2 separate regions of the Mus musculus genome follow, and region 2 is linked to region 1. The links are chromatin loops, found by intact Hi-C in ENCODE. Cell type or tissue: left cerebral cortex. All regions are shown on one strand.

What was found. Peaks named below come from ENCODE experiments on the same cell type or tissue, not always from the same donor. Only the 100,000 strongest peaks of a DNase experiment are listed, where the experiment ranks them.
Region 2: a loop joins it to region 1, with 5 times the contacts of the local background. A loop is called at or near these places in 2 of 42 quality-filtered maps.

Annotation. Positions count from the first base shown.
Region 1 is chr3:140,174,858-140,182,857 of GRCm38, forward strand. No RefSeq gene overlaps it. Among named protein-coding and RNA genes, the nearest start is that of Mir7j, 150 kb to the left of the region's middle. In left cerebral cortex, no CTCF peak of the experiment used is centred here; DNase peaks (open chromatin) are centred at 4,440, 4,819 and 5,220; H3K27ac peaks cover 245 bases.
Region 2 is chr3:139,308,666-139,316,665 of GRCm38, forward strand. Stpg2 (sperm tail PG rich repeat containing 2) reads left to right here. Exons shown (of 14, transcript NM_198659.2): 9 at 417-577. Among named protein-coding and RNA genes, the nearest start is that of Gm24260, 110 kb to the right of the region's middle. In left cerebral cortex, no CTCF peak of the experiment used is centred here; a DNase peak (open chromatin) is centred at 3,261.

The sequences.
Region 1 (8,000 bases):
CTTTTTCTTCCAGACCAAAAAAAAAAAAAACACCTAAATTTTAATGTAATCAAATTTCCTTGTCAGTTCTTTGGTATTATATCAAACCCAAGTTTATATATATTTTCTGCTTTGGTTTATTGTAGAGTTGTATGGTTCTGAGCTTAAATTTAAGCTTCTGCTCCATTTAGAGGTAAATTTTGTGAAGTTTATAAGGTCTATGTCAGTTATCAGCACTCTTTTGTGTTTTGGAGATGTCAAGTTATTTTCAGATCCTTCTGTTGATGAAGCTGTCTTATCTCCATGGCACTGTTTACATGTCTTTGTCAGAGCCTGCATCTGGGCTTTCTATTCTAGTCAACTGATATGTCTGTCTATACCTATACTTGAATCTTGCTTTCTGGGTTATAGTATGTTTTGATGTTTACTATTATTATTATAGACTCAGTGAGGCATATTTCTTTAGAAACAAACTCTCATCTTAGTGCTCCTGTAGATGAAATGTTTCATCAGTTTCAAAGAGCTACTTGGGAAAAAGAATTTGGATATGTCCAGAAGTATTTCTGTCCACCATATTTATGATGTAAGCTTGGCATGCTCAGAAAAGTTCCTGCCTTTCATACCAATCTTCTGAAGATGTGCTTGGTGTATGATTTAAAGCAAAGTATGCCAGTAATGTGTCTACTATTTTTTTCTTCTTAAACTGTTTCCTAAAATTGAGGATTTCAGTGTGGTGGTTTGAAGAAGCATGGCCCAAATGTGATCATAGATTTAAATGGTTGGTAGTTAGGGAATTTCACTACTTAATGTGTATTAGGAAATGTGGTTCCTTTTGGAGTATGGCCTTGTTGTAGGAAGTGTGCTACAAGTGTTGGGCTTTGGGGTTTCAAATGCTTAAGCTAGACCCAGTCTCTCTTCCTGCTGACTGGCAATTCAATGAAGAACTCTCAGCTACATCCCAAGCACCAGATTTGCCTGCATGCCACGATGCTTCACATCATGGCAATAATGAACTAAACCTCTGAATGTAAGTAAGCAAGCCTCAATGAATACTTTCTTTAATAAAAGTTGTTGTGGCAATAATGTCTTTTCATAGCAATAGAACACTGACTAAGACAGTCAGACACCTTATAATGAAAATGCTCAGGAAATTGTTTGCCAGCAAAATACATTCCTGTGTCAATAAGTAGTGGTTATGTGAATAAAGTTCTTAGGGTTTTTTTTTTTTTACTTAAGAATGCACATTAATTTTGAGAAACCATAGTGTTTTCTTTACTTGAGTAAAACAATAACCATTTACCATTATTTCAATATCTGTTTTTGCTTGCTGACTTCAGTTTTGTCAAAGGAGGACATACTCTGCTCAGTTACTCTATTTCAATCTTCCAACTTTTTTTTAAATCTTAATTTTATGTAAGTTATCACAACTTTTAAGGTAAATTTTAAAAAGAATTTAGTTCTGGACCTAATATGAAGGAATGTGGCTGTGGATTTAAGCAACCATGAATCAGATGTGCTGCTCTGGTAGTACATGAATTTCCAATAGTTAAAGAACATAACACATTCACGAATCCTTGTATGTCCATAGTATGTTGGTCAGGCATCGGTTTGTTAGAATATTGCTATTGCAAAGTAGGAAAACCTCTTCCTTAGGATTCAAAAATAGTTGCATCATTAGGTTGCATGAAGCTTGAAGTCCGTCAAAATTAATGACGTAATTCAAGAGTTTTATCTAGACCTCATGAAAATACTATGTCGAACATAGAAGCTACTGGAAAATTCCTGCTGCAGGGGATCAAGGATGGTTCAATATGACTTTTGTTATTGGTTTACAACTTTCTATTTTTTCACAATTATGAATTTCTATTCAGTTAATGTTCAGCAGTCCATGGGCTCTTACATATGTGCCTTTTGTCAGAATTTTAATGCATAGTATCATATCAAATTGTTTAGGTGCCTTTGCCTCAAAGTAATTTTATGACATTAAAGTTAATATATCAAAGTGGAACGTGCTATTGTGGGGACAAAACTTTCTTTCTAGTCAGGAATGTGGAGTATCTCCCCATACTTTTAGCATATTTTTAATTTATTTCAACAAGGTTTTTTTGTAGCCCCCCTAAGTATTTTGTCAGACTTTGTTGGGTTTATATAGTATGAAGATACATGTGGGGTTGTACTTGACTTTGTCATATGTCTTAGGGTTTCTATTCCTGTGATGAAACACCATGTCCAAAGAAACCTGGAGGAGCAAAGGGTTCATTTGGCTTACACTTCCATATCATAGTCATCACTAAAGGAAGTCATAGCAGGAACTCAAGCAGGGCAGGGACCAGGAGGTAGAAGCTGATGGGAGGCCATAGATGTGTGGCACTTACTAGCCTGCTCCTCATAGTTTTCTCAGTCTCCATTCTTACAGACCCTAGGACCACCAGCCCTGGGATGGAGACAACTGCAATAGGCTGGACCCTCCAGTACTAATCACTCATTAAGAAAATAGCTTCCCAGCTTGCCTGCAGCCCAGTCTTATGGAGTCATTTTCTTAACTGAACCTCCCTCCTCTCAAATGACTTGAGCTTGTGTCAAGATGATATAAAACTATCCATCACACTATATTAGCCTTTACATCCTTTAAGTTTTGTAGCAGTTCCTTCTTATTTGCAAGAGTTTCTTTTGTTAATTTGGTTTTCTTCCTATACTATTATCCTTTCTATGGACAAAGTCAAGCTCATTTTATCTTTTCTACCCCTCCCTTCTTTCTGGTGTTTCACCAAGTCATGCTGTACATATTTTGTGTATGCTGAGAATTTTGTATGATGTCTGAATGCATTCTTGAAATATATTTTGCTTGCTCAAGTTTCTTGGAAATTATTGATTTATTTAGTTATTTGTTCTTAGTGTGGAGGTTGTTTTGTGCATTGTAATGTAAAATTGGACCAGAACTTAGTCCTATGTGAATTTCCTGAATTGCTTGATTTTCTTTCGATTAGGATTTCCACTCAGAGGATCATAAACAGCCCAATCAAGCTTCTGTCACATGCCCTCATCTCTGTGCATGGTTCTTCAGCACTAGAGTCATTTAAACTGGATAATTGAGTGTTGTGGGATTTTTACTGTGTATTGTAGAATGTCTGGTAGCATCATTTGCTCATGTCTATTCATTATATTTCCAAATACAACTCAGGGGGAAAACTGACTCCCACTGACAGCTTCTACTCTAACATTCTAATGCAACCCTTCCTGGTAGTTTTTGGTGTATCCTCCCATAAAGGTTGAATAGACCTCTGAAGGTATCTGCAGTGACGCTATCTGCACCCATTTCTTAATTTCCTTGTCCTATGGATTCTAGCCCACTCTTTTCTGTGCCTGGGTCCCTGCTCTTTAGTCCCAATTTTGCAGAATAAGCAAATGTCTGTTCTGGGTTCATCCCTCCTCTGATACACCCTGGAAACTTGCAATAGGAAAAGATGTGGATAAAATTAGGGCTTAGGTCATTTATTTTTATCCTTATGCATCACTCTCCCTTCTTGTCTGCTATCCACTGAGTCAAAAGTTTCTACTTGTTTCAGATAAGAAAATAAATGTAGTTTCTGTTACTTAATACTATCAAGAAATAGTTTGCTATGAATGTAGTCATATAAACATGTTGTTATATTTGGGTAATGTGTAATGAGAGAGGAATGAGCTAAGGGAAAAGGGGAAATGGGGAAAGAGATTCATTTTACATTGTTGCTCTGGTATCACATTGGTTTTAAAATTTCTTCTCTTTACTGAGAGGAGAACACGTGGCACTGTAGCATTTTGCTTGGATCATGTGAACATCTATCTTGTTAAAATATTTATCCAAAGAAAAACGACCTACAAACTTAAATCTTGAAATAAAACCCAAGCACTTACATATTCTAACTTATTTCCTCAAGTAACTATGGTTTGTAACACGACTTACCTTATGCTTAGCAATAAGATCATGGAAAATATGAATTAGCAGAACTTGAGCAAGTGTTTGAAACTGTTGTGTAATCTCTCCTTTTATATTGATAAACACATGTATGTTTTGTTTTCTTTGGAACATCTAAGCCTTCTAGTGTCTTCTAAGGCACTATTTAGTCACTTACGTCTTGGTTTTTTGTTTGTTTGGTTTATTATTATTATTATTATTATTATTATTATTATTATTATTATTATTATTGCTCTATGCTGCCTGAGTTGGTATCCCTATATAGTCTTTTTGCTTTTGACAAGCTCCAAGATGTTACTCTGTATTTGAAACTTAGATCAAGGTTTTCCAAGATGGAACTATGTTTAATGCAACAACAAACTAATCTGTCTGTATTTGTAAATAGCAGTTAGCCATCTTTTACTGCATGATTCACTGAGCTTGTGTTTTAGCAGGGATTCTTGGCTGTTTACTATGCCCCAGGCAACATCTCGTGCAAGTGTCATAAATGTTCAGCAAACTTTGTCATGTTACTACATGGTACTAATGCTTTGGAGGCACAGGGAGATGTTTGTAGCTTTGGAGATATCTCATCTAAATAGTTTTATTCTGCTTACTCTAGTGAATGAAAACTTGTGGGAAACCTAATTAAGTGAAGAACACTTACAGAATGATACACAGTGTTTTATCTTTGTAAAATAATGCAGAATGGCTTTCAAAAAAATTCTTCAATCCAATTTTTTTTTCCTCTTGGAATTGAAAGAGCAGTTTTCAGGATGGACTAAACCATGTTAGAAATGGCAAAAATATAAAATTGTCTTTTATAGGAACAAGCTAAGTACACATTGCACCTACATGCAATCTGTCACCCCAGCACAGCATTTTACAGAGTACAGGATGCGCAGCTGTGTATTCATAACACAGTGTAGTTTCATCATCCCACACGGCACCTGGGAGCTTGTAGAGTGTGTGCAGTGTGCACAGCCTGAGTTGGCATACTCAGGTAAGTTTTTTCCTTTAGACATGTTCCAAGTTGCTATGCTTTTATTGGAACTAAAGAACAAGAAGATAAACCACTGGCAATCTCTGAAATTCTGGATCGAATTGCTTTGTTCTTTTGCTTTTTATTAGTTCTGTGAGTTGTACTTTGTACAACCTCTATTCTCTTCTTCTCTCAGCACATCTCAGAATCAACCTACCTTCCCTTCACATCCAACTTTGCACTATTGTTTGTTGTTGTTGTTTGTTATTATTGCTGTCTTTCTTTTGCAAAATGACAATTTGTGCTGCACACATATATTTGGTTTTATGGCTTTCTCCTAAAGTATGACTCACTTATCACGGGCTAACTGTCTAGAGTAAACTGAACTTTCTCTCTGTGCAGCTAAGCATTTATGATCATCCAGGAAGGGGTGGAATATCATATAAAACTTCCCTTCCTTTGCTGGAATTTAAGATGATAAAGGCTAATATAGTTCTTATACATGGTGTCACATCCACAGTGAGATCAGATGTGCAGCTGTCCTGCTGTGACCATAAGACACTCTTTCCTGGTAGACATCTACTACTCCTGGAACTTACAGTCATTGAGTCCCCTTTTTAGCATCTAATCTTAGCCTTTCACATAAGGGGTTGCAGTATATATATTCCATTTATGTCCAAGAATTCTGCAGCACTTCATTCTTTGTGTTTGGGCCAATTGAGGTTCTGTGATGTTTTGTATATTCTTGGACCAGGGAGTGGTACCATTTGGAGGTATGGCCTTATTGGAATAGGTGTGACCTTGTTGGAGTAGGTGTGTCACTGTGGGTTTGGGCTTAATACTTTCACCCTAGGTGCCTGGAAGCCATTCTTCTACTAGCAGCCTTTGGATGAAGATGTAGAACTCTCAGCTCTGCCTGCACCATGCTTGCCTGGATGTTGTCATGCTTCCACCTTGATGATAATGGACTGAACCTCTGAACCTGTAAGCCAACCCCAATTAAATGTTGTTTCTTATAAGACTTGCCTTGGTCATGTTGTCTGTTCACAGCAGTAAAACCCTGACTGATACAGAAGTTGGTACTGGGAGTGAGTTGTTTATTATCATCTACTACAAATAGAACTACTCTTGTGAAATTTCAGAAATAATTTTTCTATAAACATAATCAAATGTCATTATTGGTTAGTTTAACAGTGTCCATTTCACAGAATAATTATCATTCCAAGAACTTTGGCTAGAAAGATGAGAGATCCTAGGAGAGAAACTGATACTATTTTAACTTGTACTTTCTAATATTTCATGTTTTGTTTATTCAAAATATTAATTACCTTTGGCTGTCCCAGAACTCACTTTGTACAACAGGCTGGCCTTAAACTAAAGATATCTACCTGCCTCTGCATCCTAAATGCTGAGATTAAAGGCAAACATCACTATATTTCCAAGCAATTATTGTTTCAATCAAAATTATAAAGAAATAACTTCAAATGAATTTTTTGCCTTCTTTGAATAGAGCTATTCTGATAGTCTTTTATTAAATTTAAATTGGAAAGTTTGATTATATATGAAAGAAATAATTTGTTTTTGTTCTGTTTTCCTTTTTGTTTATTTGAAGTGCAGAAGTTATGTAAACCCAGCTGTCTTCAAACTCATTGTGTAGATGAATATAACCCTGAACCCCTGATCTTCCTGTCTCTAACTACCAACCACTAGGGCTCCAAGCATGGGGCACCACATCTGGGGAAACAAAAAAGCTTTTGTTTAATATCTACAGAGATTTTTATATTATCACATTTATTTACCAGCCCAAATTGCTACTACCTCAAATATACATTATTGATATCTTTTTAATATTATTCTAATATCTTCTGCCAGCTGCATCCTCTGCCAGCCAATGTTGTTTTGGTTTTCTTTATATCGTTGTTGTTTAAGGATTCAACCATATACATATATCATATATTATATATTACATATTATATGTTATGCAGTATATGTTATATGGTACATGTTACACATTACACATTATGTAACATGCATTATATTATATATTACATATCACATTATATATTATGCATTATGTATTAAATTATATATTATATAGTATACATTATACATTACACATTATACATTATATAATCATATCATATGTAATATATTGATTATATATTTTGCATCATATATTATATATTTTACTATATATAATGTATATTAATTAATAGTAGTGTGTATGTATGTTTGACATATGTGTGGGTGCTCTTAGCAGCCAGAAGAGAGTGTCAGACCCCTAGAGTGGGAGTTACAGCAATTGTGAACAATTGGAGATAAGTGCCAAGAACTAAACTCAGATCATCTGAGGAAATGGCAAGTTATTTTCACTACTGAGCCATCTAGCTCCCTAGCCCTAGGTTTACTTTTTAATTGGTAAAATAAAGAGACAAAGTGTGGAGCAGAAACTGAGGAAAGGCCATCCAGAGCCTGCCCCACCTAGGGATCCATCCCATATACAGTTACCAAATCCAGACACTGTTGTAGATGCCAAGAAGTGCTTGTTGAAAAGAGCCTGATATAGCTGTTTCCTAAAAGGCTCTGCCAGAGCCTGACAAATACAGAGGTAGATGCTCACAGCCAATCATCAGAGAAAAGACTGAAGAAGCTGAAGGGGTTTGCAACCACCTAGGAAGAACAACATCAACCAACCAGACCCCCCAGAGCTCCCGGGGAGTAAACCACCAACCAAAGAGTACACATGGAGTACACATGAAACGACCCATGGTTTCAGCCAAATATGTAGCAGAGGATGTCCTTGTTGGACATCAATAGGAGGAGAGGCATGGGGGGATGCAGAAGCAGTGCAAGAATGCTGCCTACTGTCTTGTTTCCACTGGCTTACTCAACTTGCTTTCTTATAGCACCCAAGAGTATCAGCCCAGGGATGTACCATCCACAATGGGTTAGGCCCTCCTCCCTTGATAACTAATTGAGAAAATGCCTTGCAGCTGGATCTCACGGAGACATTTCTTCAAGGGAGGCTCCTTTCTTTGTGACAACTCCAGCTTGTGTCAAGTTGACACACAAAAACAGCCAGTACACAGATTCATTTTCTATACT
Region 2 (8,000 bases), 870 kb before region 1:
TATGGCTTACAAATGGTGCCACACTGCCAGCTTTCTTTTACACTGGCTAACCTCCGTTATTAACAAGTTTTGAAATAGTCCCATCATGTAAAACTTCTCACATGCACCCTTGACATTAGTGTCCACCTCCATTCCTGTCCCCAGGCAACCTCTGAGCCCATGTGCTTTAATTTTTCTAAAGTTTCATGTAAGTGGAATAATTTAGAATGTTGTCACTGTTTTTTCTGCATGCTTCTGACACTCAATCACGTTTGCTCATTAACTTTGAAAGCCGTTGATAAACTTTAAAAAGTATCTATGCTATATAGCCAGAAATATATGACTTCCTTTTAAAAAGTTTACTTAATGTTACTGAGTTAAAAAAAAGTTCTTAAAAGTATGCTTATTCTTATACATAATGTTCTTTATAATTTTAGGTCCTGGCTTTTATGATATCTCAACCAACATTGTAAAAGCCCAGGTTAAAAAACCCTGCTTGAAGAAACAACCGAAAACTGGATTTGGTTCTTCTGTGCCTCGAACTTTGTTCACAGCTCAGAAAAAAGCTTTCCGTGGTCCTGGGCCTAGTGATTATCAGGTGATAGGTTTCTAGCAAGACACTCATTTTTTCATTTTACTTTATTTTATTTATGATGTAATAATAGAATTGCTAGGCAAGTATGGTAAGCTCTTCTTATTACAATATTCTATGTGTCATAAAAAGTAGAAGACTGATCACAGTCAGCAGATGAATTACAGCAGAAGAAAAAAAAATCCAAACCAAAATAAAAATCCATACAAACTGAAGTTCTAGAGATCACAAACATCATGTTTGATAAAAGTCTGCACTAAAGTTATGTTCAAGGAAAAGTAGTCGGGAAAGTGAAGGCTCAGAGCTTCAGACAAAGCAATGGGCATATTTGCTACAGAATAGTTGAGATTTAGGGAGAGTTAACCAGATGGCCAGTTTAAAAATGGTAAGTGTTCTAACAAGGAGAATGTTCTTTGTGGGTAAGGCAAGCAGTAGGGACCAGTAGTTAAGAATGGGAGCTTGAGATTTTGATTCAGTGGAGGAATTAGTTTATTAATTAGGTTTTGGTTTAAGACAGGCTTATGCAATATAGTTTTATAATATATAATATGTAATTATATAGTATTATAGATTATGCAGAAGTATATATAATATAATTATATAACTATAGTATATTTTATGAGAATTTTTATTATAAACTCACTAGAAATGGTACTGGGTTACACAACAGCATTTAAAACAGTGTGTGTGTGTGTGTGTGTGTGTGTGTGTGTGTATGTGTGTGTGTTCACATGCCATGTGATATCTGTGAGGGCCAGAGCATAACTTGCAAAGGTCAGCTTTCTACCTTTACCATATAGGTTCTTGAGATGAACTTGAGCCTCAGCCTTGCCAGCTGATCCTTTCCCTGCTTAGCCACCTCCTTGGCCACAAGTGACATTGTTTCTCATCACTCAGGATTTATGTTTATTGATGATGCTTGGGAAATGGAAGGCATAAATAACCCAGAAACAAGTGAAACCTTACATCCCATTTTTATTTTTATAACTGACTTTAAAACACTATGTCCCAAATTCAGAGTATTACAATGTGAAATGGCTGACTGTTTGCAGGAATGGTTTCCTAAGCTGGTTGTCATTGCAGTGTCTAAGGACGTTTTAAAATCTTGATGCTCTGGTCATAGCTTGAAGCAATTAAGCTGGAATCAGATTTTGCAAGTGTTGACTCTGGGTGGTATGATTAAGACGAGGCATCAGCACTGGCAGGGAAGCAAACCACTATATGATATGTTTGAGAATTTAAAGGCAGGAATTACACGTTTAATTCAGTGCTCCGAATTAAAATTTGCATTTTATTGTACATAAAACATATGATTAAACATTATGTTTTCAGCTTTCTAAATTTTTGAAGCGTATTTTTACAGATTTGTTTTCTAAGCAGACACCTTCAGCATTTGTTTTCTATGTAAATGTTTTATTGCTTTTGCACATTTTTTCACAGTTCCCTTTTCAGTATTATTTTGTAGCAAGCAACGTTTAAAGCTCTTCTACCCTTGCCTCAAGCAGAGCTCATGCTAGCTGCCCATCCTAAAAGACTTAGGTCCCTTATACACCTGCTTTTGCCCACAAGGAAGCTGCGGTTTGCTGGTATCTAATGGCCCCACCCTTCTGCTCTCCATGGTGCCCTCTGAGCAAGGAGAGTTGTCACCGTCTGCTGCTGAGGGCTGTGTCAGGATGGGTAAAACCTTTTGTCTCCAGCTCAGGAGCCTTGACTCTTCTGTTAGTACCTAAAACTAGCCGTACTTGCCAACTTGGAGCAGGATATCATTTATAGACATTTTTATTTTATTGATTTTTTTTCTCAAAGGTCCCCCCCCCCCCCCCACACACACACAGGGTATCTGAAGGTCGTCACGATAGCTATCTGGTTGCTGTCAACTTATTTCCATTAAATTCAGCAGTTTGTTAAAGAGTTGAGAAATGAACAAAGTTAATCTACCTGTGACTGCTCTACGGGTTTTTAGTCTTTTGATTGGCAGATGCTTTTTGATTTGTAAACTTCATCTCAAACATTTTCCTCATATCTTTTCACATATTTCTTCTTTGATAAAGATTCAGTTTGATATATACCCTATTTTAATTCTGATTATGAAAATAGTACATCAAGCCTACCCTAGTGGTTTTGAGGGACCTCTCATGAATTTCAGTAGTTTTTAGAAAGTTTTGCTGTGCTTTGTGTAAAATGTACCATTAGTTCATTGGTTTTAGTTCCGCTTCATGTTTTCCCATCAGAGTCCCAGGGGCATCCTTTGATCATTGCCAGCCAATAAAAACAACTAGTCTCACCATGTCTCCAACAACCCTAACTTAGAGCACTTTCATGCCATTTTGATATATTATCACATTCTAGATAGTATGTTTTAAACTCTGAATATTGTTGCTGTGCATCACCTGAATTCACGGGTATACCATTACCAGGAAATTCACTTCTTTCTGCATTTTCAGGCTATGGACTGGAGTTTTCAATGCCTCCCTGAAAGACAGGCACCTTGTGCTGCTTCTTGTTTGCCTCTGCTGCTGCTGTGTTATTGTAGGCTTGGTTTGTTTGAAAAGGCCTATTTTGTATAGATTTTGAATAACTCTTTGGATGTAAAATTTTAGGGTGCTAGTTATTTTCAGTACTTTAATGATGCCACTGTGTGGCTTCCAGTGAGAAGTGGGCTGTGCTACAGATGGATTTTCCTGTGAACCGAGTGGATGCTTTTGTGTCTCTCACTTGTATCTTTGGTATGACTAAGTGTTGCTTTCTCTTCAGTACATCTGTCTGAAATTTGCAGAGCTGTTCCATCTTTGCTTGCTGTGTGTTGTCCACTTGAAATAATTCTTGTCTGTGGTTTCTTCATATATTTCTTATGCCGTATCCTTTCCTGCTCCTGGGATCCAAGTACACACATGCGTTGGATGGTTTGTCATAGTCTGGACCTGCTGCACCTTCTGCTCCTCTTCGTGTTTGGGTGCATACATTTTCTGTTAGGAGAATCTGCAATTTTTAATTTTTTCTAAGTGAAGCTATTGAGTTATTATTTAATTTTTCTTTTTTCATTGACAAATTCTATCCATACAATATAGTCCAATCATGGCTTCTCTTCCCTCAGCCCCTCACAGATCCTCTCACCTTCCAACACACTCAATTCTGTGCCTTTTCTTACTTTCTCTTTATGAAGCAAGCAAACATGTATACATCAACAAGAGATACCCAGAAAAATCAGAATAAAAAACCACAAGAAACACACACACACACACACACACACACACACACACACACACTCTCACACACTTCATTATGCTGATCCATAGAGTTCAGGTCTTGTTTTAAAAATGAACTTTAGTTCATAACTGTGAGAGAAAGCATGCAGCACTTGTTTCATGGGCCTAGCAGGTGTATGGTAGAAAGGAGATCTACAGCCATCCCAGGTACCCTTCCTACAGCCTACCAGTGATTCACACTCTCAAATTAGTAGTAACCTTTTCTTTAATCATGATTATTATTGATATATATTTATCACATGCACACATTTAAGTACAATCTCTTGAGACTAGTTTTGTTGTTTGTGCATATATGGTTTCAGGATTGCCCACTTGTTATTGGAAAACTCTTAAGGGCCTCATCCTTGGGAGAGAGTCCAATCTCTCTCTCCCAGCAGTCATTGATTGTCTATAGTTCATTGTATAGAGGGGGAGCCCTACAATATTGTCCCTCCATGTTAGCTAGTCTACTGACATTGTCATTGATCCTGTTGTTTATGTAGCTATTTCTAGGAGAGAGCGTCTCACAGCTGACTCCCTCATATTCTAGCCCCTACAGTCTTGGTGTACCTCCTTTCATGGTGTTCCTTAGACCATAGCTTCATGAGCTGTGACGTAGCTATATCATTGATGACTGCATTGTATCCAGTTGTGGCCTTCTGTGGTGCACTCTTTGCTGTGAAGAGACAATTCTTCAATCAGGTGTGATAGTCACACTTATCTGTGGGTGTGAGGGTAAGATTAGAGTGCAGTAAGGAATTATGGGGTCTAGTAAAGTAGAAATAGTTGACAAGTTTCCAGTGACTTTGCCAGCCCTGGATATTGGTTAGGTTTTAGTTCTAGGCATGATTTCCCAGCTCTCGAGTGGGCCTTACATCCAACACGGTAGCTGTGGATTCCTACCAAGATGTGCATGGTTTTGACTGCACCTGGCTGTGCTGGCCAGCAGGTGCTTCACAGGTATCACATCTGGGTAAGACCTCTAGTTGCTTCCCTCCCTCGGCAGCCTGTACAGGATTTTCTGGTATCATGTAAGCTGGACTGAAGGGAGCAGCCTTTCAGGCTTGGTGTCCCAACTGATCAGTGACTTCAGCAATCAGAGCTTACCTTCAACCTCTGAGAAGCAACCAAAGGCCTTATCAGTAGTGTTTGTTATCTAGGGAGTCACTTGCATGGCATTGCTCAAATGTTCAAAAGTCTTTCTCATGCATGGCATTGGGTTTTTGTTAGCCTATGGTTCTTGTGGGGGACATTGTCAGCTCAAGCATATATTCTTCATTCATCTGTTGATGGTTATTTTAGGTGATTCCATAACTCAAGTATAGGGCTGCATTAAATACTGTTGTGTTAGGACTTCTGTTGGCATGCTTACTGTGAGTCCTTTGCACATATACTGTGGACTATATAGCTACAAGTGGGTCATATGGAGATTGCATTTTTAGTTATTTGAAAGAGTATTTATAGTGATTTTCATAGTGGCCATAGTAGTTGTTTACTCCCAAAAATAGTTTATAAGGGCTCTTTACTTTTGCCTGCGGCCTCTCCAGCATTCATTGGGATTTGGTTTCTTTTTTAAAAGTTTTGTTCTATTTCTCTCTCTCTCTGCTTGCCCCTCTTTTTGTCCCCCTTGTTGCTGTGATCCATTAAAAATTAGTGCTGGGATTCTTAATCATCAGGGAAATACAAATCAAAACAACCCTGAGATTCCACCTCACACCAGTCAGAATGGCTAAGATAAAAAATTCAGGTGACAGCAGATGCTGGCAAGGATGTGGAGAAAGAGGAACACTCCTCCGTTGTTGGTGGGATTGCAGGCTTGTACAACCACTCTGGAAATCAGTCTGGCGGTTCCTCAGAAAATTGGACATAGTACTACCGGAGGATCCAGCAATACCTCTCCTGGGCATATATCCAGAAGATGTCCCAACCGGTAAGAAGGACACATGCTCCACTATGTTCATAGCAGCCTTATTTATAATAGCCAGAAGCTGGAAAGAACCCAGATGCCCCTCAACAGAGGAATGGATACAGAAAATGTGGTACATTTAAACAATGGAGTACTACTCAGCTATTAAAAAGAATGAATTTATGAAATTCCTAGGCAAATGGATGGACCTGGATGGCATCATCCTGAGTGAGGTAACCCAATCACCAAAGAACTCACACAATATGTACTCACTGATAAGTGGATATTAGTCCAGAAACTTAGGATACCCAAGATATAAGATACAATTTGCTAAATGCATGAAACTCAAGAAGAAGGAAGACCAAAGTGTGGACACTTTGCCCCTTCTTAGAATTGGGAACAAAACACCCATGGAAGGAGTTACAGAGACAAAGTTTGGAGCTGAGACGAAAGGATGGACCATCTAGAGACTGCCACACTCGGGGATCCATCCCATAATCAGCCTCCAAACGCTGACACCATTGCATACGCCAACAAGATTTTGCTGAAAGGACCCTGATATAGCTGTCTCTTGTGAGGCTATGCCAGTGCCTGGCAAACACAGAAGTGGATGCTCACAGTCAGCTATTGGATGGATCACAGGGCCCCCAATGGAGGAGCTAGAGAAAGTACCCAAGGAGCTTAAGGGGTCTGCAACCCTATAGGTGGAACAACAATAATGAACTAACCAGTACCCCCCAGAGCTCGTGCCTCTAGCTGCCTATGTAGCAGAAGATGGCCTAGTCGGCCATCATTGGGAAGAGAGACCCCTTAGTCTTGCAAACATTATATGCCTCAGTACAGGGGAAAGCCAGGCCTACGAAGTGAGAGTGGGTGGATAGGGGAGTGGGGGGAGGTCTGGGGGACTTTTGGGATAGCATTTGAAATGTAAATGAAGAAAATATCTAATTAAAAAATGATGAAAAAAATAGTGCTGGGAACCAAATTTTGGTTTGCAAGAGCAGTTATGTACTCTTTTCCCCCCTCTTTTAAATTATTATTAATCATTCCATTTGTTTACATCTCAAATGATATCCCACTCCTGGTTACCTCCTCCACTAACCCCTCATCCCATGTTATCCCACTTCCCAGTTACCCTTTCACCACCTCCATCATTCTACATCTGCCCTCCCCCCTCCATTTTGCCTGTATGAGAGTGCTCCCCCACACACCTAAACTGTCCCACTCCACTGCTCCAGCATCCCCCTACTTCTTGGGCGTTTGGCCATTTTGCCAGGCTCTTGTTTGATTTTTTTTCTTTTTGTTTTTGGTAATTGCTATATTGACTGGAATGATAGACAAATGTTGAACATTTTTTATATATTTACTGATCATGTCACCTTCATCTTTAATTTCTCTTCTATTTAATGAATACTTTAAAGAGTCTATTGTTAGTTCTTCTCTAAGGCTCTGGAAGAATTTAGTAGTTCACTTGTTTGGACTACAGGTTTTTTTTTTTTCTTCTTCTTCTTCTTCAGTTTCACTGAGTGTAACATATTTGTTGGAAATAGACATGCCTGATGTTCCCTGGATATAAGCGGAGATTTTTTAAGTTTTCCCTTGCCTGTCACATACAGTCTACTGTCATGAAGTATGTTTTCAGGTGTTTTGTTTGTTTGTTTGTTTGTTTTTGTCGTTTTGATATAAACTGGGTTTATTTCTAGAACTAACTTCCGCATTCTGGCTAAAGGAACAGACAGTTTTACAGAAAGGATGTGTAAGAGATTTGGCTTTTCAGTCAATTAATGCTAACCCTGAAATGAGTAAAGATCACCTATCAGGCCATTATCCACTCTATGTCAAATGGAAACAGTGATGTCTATAAAGAGGAGAATATAAGCCTTTATCAACTTTGTACAAACATAGAAGGTTGCAACTATTTATACAGTTTAGATGAATAAGGTGAATAAATTAGATTAAATTAGAAATAGTACTTCACAGGGAATAATTAATTGTAAATTAAAATTGTAGATTACCTGCCTCTTCTAGTCTATTAATTTGCATCTTCAGTGCATGTGAGAGAATATCACATTAAAAGAGTATTGCTCATTTTGCATAGGAAACATATTAATTCAGAATTGCACAAAATTGAGTTAAAGTTTTAGCTAATATGCTTTATGTACTAACAATTAAATGTTAACAAATAATGGTATATAATTGGAACACATAAATTACAATTTTATATTATTGAGATTACAATGTACTTGTAATACTGAAAAGTAATTGATTTCTAATTATG